Linked DNA regions of Homo sapiens: region 2 is linked to region 1. A link is an interaction called in ENCODE POLR2A ChIA-PET data of the cell type or tissue named here. Cell type or tissue: GM12878. All regions are shown on one strand. Each heading gives the region's core, and the rest is flanking DNA. Links, peaks and the distances in the headings are about the cores only. Region 1 overlaps NDUFAF1 (NADH:ubiquinone oxidoreductase complex assembly factor 1). Region 2 overlaps OIP5 (Opa interacting protein 5).

Region 1 (2,913 bases), core at 152-2,651:
TATAGGCGCCCAAAACCACACCCGGCTAATTTTTTTGTATTTTTAGTAGAGACGGGGTTTCACCGTGTTAGCCAGGATGGTCTCGATCTCCTGACCTGGTGATCCGCCCACCTTGGCCACCCAAAGTGTGGGGATTACAGGCATGAGCCACTGCGCCCGGCCTTTTTTTTTTTTTTTTTTTTTTGAGACAAAGTTTCGCTCTTGTTGCCCAGACTGGAGTGCAATGGCACGATCTCAGCTCACTGCAACCTCTGCCTCCAGAGTTCAAGCAATTCTCCTGCCTCAGCCTCCCAAGTACCTGGAATTACAGGCATGCACCACCATGTCCAGCACTCTGGGAGGCCAAGGGTGGGGTGGATCACCTGAGGTCAGGAGTTCAAGACCAGCCTGGCCAACATGGTGAAACCCTGTCTCTACTAAAAATACAAAAATTAGCTGGGCGTGGTGGTGTGCACCAGTAGTCCCAGCTACTCAGGAGGCTGAGGCAGGAGAATCGCTTGAACCTGGAGGGCGGAAGTTGCAGTGAGCCGAGATCACGCCACTGCACTCTAGCCTGGGCGACAGAGCAAGACTCCGTTTCAAAAAAAAAAAAAGAAAGCCACAGGCTAACCCTACATCCACTCTACAAAACCCCTGGTCATTACAGAGGTTGTGGTCTTTTTTAGAGGAGATGAAAATCTCTCCAAAAATCTTTCAAATGTCTAACCTCTCAGGATTCCTGAAACATAACAATGCTCGTTCCTGGCCCAAAGCAATGCGCAGAAACAAGTTAACTCCTCCTCCTCAGAAACCACTTCCCCCTTGTGCTTCCACTTCACACTTGTGCCAATAGTTACTTATCCCCAGACACAGGTGAGGTGCCAAATATAACATGCCAGGTGTTTTCATTTACAGAAACAAAAGCTATCTTCTATAGTTTATGCTACAATGAAGTTCACCCCTGTTTACTAGAAAACGATGGCTCCTGGGCCTCACCTACCCTTGGAATCCTGGATATCATTGCACAGTACCCACTTCGGGTAGACTCCCCGTCCTGAGGCGCCTCAGAGCTCAGAGTTCCATATAGCAGTGCACTTTGGTTATTCTTGCCCATTTTCAAAAACACTTCACTTCTGCCTCCAATCGTCTTATCAGAAGTCACTGTCCACTTATCCAAATCTTCTTTCCCCCGGAATTGCCAGACAACCTTGGCTTGTTCCAGCAAGACCTCATGCAGAGGGTGGCCTTCCGGTCCTCTCCAATGATCCACAATTTCATCCTTCAAAAGCCTAAAATGGTATATTGCTTCATCTCTAATTGCTTTATCGAAACTAACATCAGGCTTCTCCTCAGAAGAAGTTATATCCAAAGCAACTTCTTTCTGGTGATCTCCTTGCAAATCCCCTTCAGTCTTCCTCTGTGAGGAGGCTTTGCCAGGAGAAGCCACTGGTTTCTGAAGACTACTGGAATACTCTGCAAAGCGAATACCCAAAAATGGATACAAGGCAGAAGTTGGCTTAGAGAATTTTCTGAGAAAATAAGTACCACGCAGCAATTTGTGAACCAAAGCCATGGTACAAAAAAATCAAAATGTAAGTTTCTTCCTGGGCTAGCAAGGGCCACCAAGAAGCTTCAGCAAATAGCCCAATTCTACCTATAACAGAAGAGACATTGAAGAATTATCAGCATAGCAATGAATGCATCACAATTTCAAATTCAACAGAAATCAGGTATTTTGAAGTTTGTTAACTTATTTGTTTACTATTATTATTATTATTATTTGAGACAAGGTCTTGCTCTGTGGCCCAGGCTGGGTACAGTGGCACAATCACAGCTCACTGTAGCCTCTACTTTCTGGGCTCAAATGATCCTCCCATCTCAGCCACCCAAGTAGCTGGGATTACAAGCACACACCACCATGCCCAGCTAATTTTTAAATTTTTTGTAGAAATGGATCTCCCTGGCCAGGCACGGTCCCAGCACTTTGGGAGGCTGAGGTGGGTGGATCACGAGGTCAAGAGATAGAGACTGGGCCGGGCGCGGTGGCTGACGCCTGTAATCCCAGCACTTGGGGAGGCCGAGGCGGGTGGATCACGAGGTCAGGAAATCGAGACCATCCTGGCTAACACGGTGAAACCCCGTCTCTACTAAAAATACAAAAAATTAGCCGGGTGTGGTGGCGGGCGCCTGTAGTCCCAGCTACTGGGGAGGCTGAAGCAGGAGAATAGCGTCAACCCAGGAGGCAGAGCTTGCAGTGAGCGGAGATCCCGCCACTACACTCCAGCCTGGGCGACAGAGCGAGACTCTGTCTCGGGAAAAAAAAAAAAAAAAAAATTGAGACCATCCTGGCCAACATGGTGAAACCCCGTCTCTACTAAAAATACAAAACTTAGCTGGGTGTGGTGGTGCGCACTTGTGGTCCCAGCTACTAAGGAGGCTGAGGCAAAAGAATTCCTTGAACCTGGGAGGAGGAGGCTGCAGTGAGCCAAGATCGTGCCACTGCACTCCAGCCTGGCAACAGAGCGAGACTCTGTCTCAAAAAAAAAAAAAAAAAAAAACAGAAAGAAAGAAAAAGAAATAGATCTCCCTGTGTTGCCCATGATGGTTTTGAACTCCTAGGATCCAGTGATTCTCCCCTCGGCTTCCCAAAGTGCTGGGCTGTAGGAATGATGCACTGTCCCCGGCCTTTTTTTTTTCTTTTCTTTTTATAAGAGACTGGGTCAGGCCAGGTGTGGTAGCTCACGCCTGTAATCTCAACACTTTGGGAGGCCGAGGCGGATGGATCACCTGAGGTAAGGAGTTCGAGACCAGCCTTGACAACATGGTGAAACCCCATCTCTACTAAAAATAATCCAGGCGTGGTGGCAGACGCCTGTAATCCCAGCTACTAGGGAGCCTTAAGCAGGAGAATCACTTGAACCCAGGAGGCAGGGA
Region 2 (2,913 bases), core at 101-2,600, 73 kb before region 1:
CAAGGCGGGTGGATCACCTGAGGTCAGGAGTTCGAGACCAGCCTGGCCAACGTGGCGAAACCCTGTCTCTACTAAAAATAAAAAAATTAGCCAGGCCTGGTGGCGGGTGCCTGTAATCCCAGCTACTTAGGAGGGTGAGGCAGGAGAATCGCTTGAACCTGGGAGGCGGAGGTTGCAGTGAGCGGAGATTGTGCCACTGCACTCCAGCCTGGGCAACAAGAGCGAAACTCCATCTTAAAAAAGAAAAAAAAAAATCACATAGCTAAAAAGAAATATTCATGTCAGTGGATACTAAAAAAGAACAAATAACAATATATTGAGTTTATTGGTAAATGAAGTCCCACACCCACACCACACATATAGTAATGTAATCTTGTGAATATAGTTAACCAAAAAGCAAAATATGAAATAAAGTGTCATTAATTTGAAATTCCACGTAGGAATTAATTAATTCAGACAAAGCACAGTACTTATAAACAAATGTCTCAGTGGAAATTAATTTAATTTCCATTCGGGCGCAATGGCTCACGCTTGTAATCCCAGCATTTTGGGAGGCAGGCAGATCACTTGAGATCAGGAGTTTGAGAACAGCCTGGTCAACATGGTGAAACTCCGTCTCTACTAAAAATACAAAATTTAGCTGGGTTTCCAGAAGGTTTTTGATTTACTTTGCCCAGATCCATCAGAGGAATAACTATCTATAGTAGCTATAGATAGTAATAGTAAATGAGCATTGACTTCAACTTAAAGTCACCAGCTGCAATAGCCCCTAACAAGAAAGCCTGTCCTTTGAAGCTTTTTTTTCTTTTTCTTTTGGATGGAGTGCAGTGGTACAATCACAGCTCACTACAGCCTTGACATCCCAGACTCAAGTGATCCTCCCACCTCAGCCTTCCAAGTAGCTGGGACCACAGGTACACACTAAAATGCCCATCTAATTTTTAAATTTTTCGTAGAGACAGGTTCTTGCTATGTTGCCCAGGCTGGTCTTGAACTCCTGTGCTCAAGCAATCCTCCCACTTTGGTCTCCCAAAGTGCTGGGATTACACATGTGAGTCACTGTGACCAGCTCCTTTGAAGCCAGGTAATGACTTCTCCTTTCTACCTATGAAAGTCTGAGATGGTATCTTCTTCCAACAGAAGGCTGTTTCATCTGCACTGAAAATATGTTCTTTAGTGTACCCACTTTCATTTTCTGTAGCTTCTGCATCAGTACTTGCTGTTTCACTTTGGACTTTTGTTATGGAGAAGGTTTCTTTCCTTAAATCTCATGAACCAACCTCTGCTTTTTTTTTTTTTTTTTTTTTTAAGATGGTCTTGCTCTGTCACCCACCCAGGCTGGAGTGTGGTGGCACAATCACAGCTCCATTGCAGCCTCGACCTCTCTGGGCTCAAGCCAGCCTTCCTTCTCAGCCTCCCAAGCAGCTGGGACTATAGGTGTGCGCCACCACATCCGGCTAAATTTTTTTGTATTTTGTAGAGACAGCATTTCACCATGTTGCCCAGGTTGGTCTCAAACTCCTGGGTTCAACCAGTCCACCCACCTCGGCCTCCCAAAGTGCTGGGATTACAGGCGTGAGCCATTGCACCGAGCCAACATTTGATACTCTAAACTTCTTCTGCAGCTTCCTCACCTCTCAGCCTTCACAGAATTGAACAGAGTTAGGGCCTTGTTCTGGATTAGGCTTTAGTTTAAAGGAATGTTGTGGCTGATTTGATCTTCTACTCATACCACTCAAACTTTCTCCATATCAGCTTATCACTGGAATAGCACTTTTAATTTCCATTTATTTATTTGTTTGTTTGTTTGATGGAGTTTCGCTCTTGTTGCCCAAGGTGGAGTGCAATGGTGTGTTCTTGGTGCACTGCAACCTCCGCCTCCCGGGTTCAAGCAATTCTCCTGCCTCAGCCTCCCAAAGAGCTGGAATTACAGGTGTGCGCCACCATGCCCGGCTAATTTTGTATTTTTAGTAGAGATGGGGTTTCACCATGTTGGTCAGGCTGGTCTTGAATTCCTGACCTCATGTGATCCACCCGCCTCAGTCTCCCAAAAGTGCTGGGATTACAAGCGTGAGCCACCGCGCCTAACCCCATTTTTTTTCTTCATATTCACAATTTGGCATGACTTCACATGCCTTCCTCACTAAGCTTAATCATTTCTAGCTTTTGATTTAAAATGAGAGACTTGCAACTTTTTCTTTCACTTGAACACTTAAAGGCCATTGTTGGGTTATTAATTGGCCTGAGAAGGCAAGACTGAATGGCTAGTTGGTGGAAGTCAAAACACAGGCATGTATTGATTAAGTTTGCTATCTTCAATGGGTGCGGTTTGTGGCATCCCACAATTACAATAGTAACAGCAAAGATCACTGATCACAGATCAGTGTTAACAGACATAATGATGAAAAGGTTTTAAAAACTGCCAGAATTGGCCGGGCGCAGTGGCTGTAATCCCAGCACTCTGGGAGGCCGAGGGAGGCAGGTCATGAGGTCAGGAGATCAAGACCATCCTGGCTAACATGGTAAAACCCCATCTCTACTAAAACTACAAAAAAATTAGCCGGGTGTGGTGGCGGGCCCCTGTAAGTCCCAGCTACTCGGGAGGCTGAGGCAGGAGAATGGTGTGAACCCAGGAGGCTGAGCTTGCAGTGAGCCTAGATCACGCCACTGCACTCCAGCCTGGGTGACAGAGCGAGCCTCCGTCTCAAAATAAATAAATAATAAAAATAAAAACTGCCAGAATTACCAACATGTGACACAGAGACACAAAGTGAGCACATGCTGTTAGAAATGGTGTCAACAGACTTGCTCAACAAAAGCTTGTCACAAACCTTCAATTTGTTAAAAAAAAAAAAAAATGCAGTCCCTGGGCTGGGCGCAGTGGCTCACACCCGTAATCCCAGCACTATGGGA

Evidence for each region. ChIA-PET counts read pairs that join two places held together with the same protein. Peaks named below come from ENCODE experiments on the same cell type or tissue, not always from the same donor. Only the 100,000 strongest peaks of a DNase experiment are listed, where the experiment ranks them.
Region 2: POLR2A ChIA-PET joins it to region 1 with 5 read pairs; 14 of 35 experiments call an interaction of 5 or more read pairs at or near these places.

The regions. Positions count from the first base shown.
Region 1 is chr15:41,395,508-41,398,420 of GRCh38, forward strand. NDUFAF1 (NADH:ubiquinone oxidoreductase complex assembly factor 1) reads right to left here. Exons shown (of 5, transcript NM_016013.4): 2 at 980-1,633. The coding sequence starts at 1,552. Among named protein-coding and RNA genes, the nearest start is that of NDUFAF1, 5.5 kb to the right of the region's middle. In GM12878, for the core only: no CTCF peak of the experiment used is centred there; no DNase peak of the experiment used is centred there.
Region 2 is chr15:41,322,700-41,325,612 of GRCh38, forward strand. The region is part of intron 2 of OIP5 (Opa interacting protein 5); the gene reads right to left. Among named protein-coding and RNA genes, the nearest start is that of OIP5, 8.4 kb to the right of the region's middle. In GM12878, for the core only: no CTCF peak of the experiment used is centred there; a DNase peak (open chromatin) is centred at 1,140.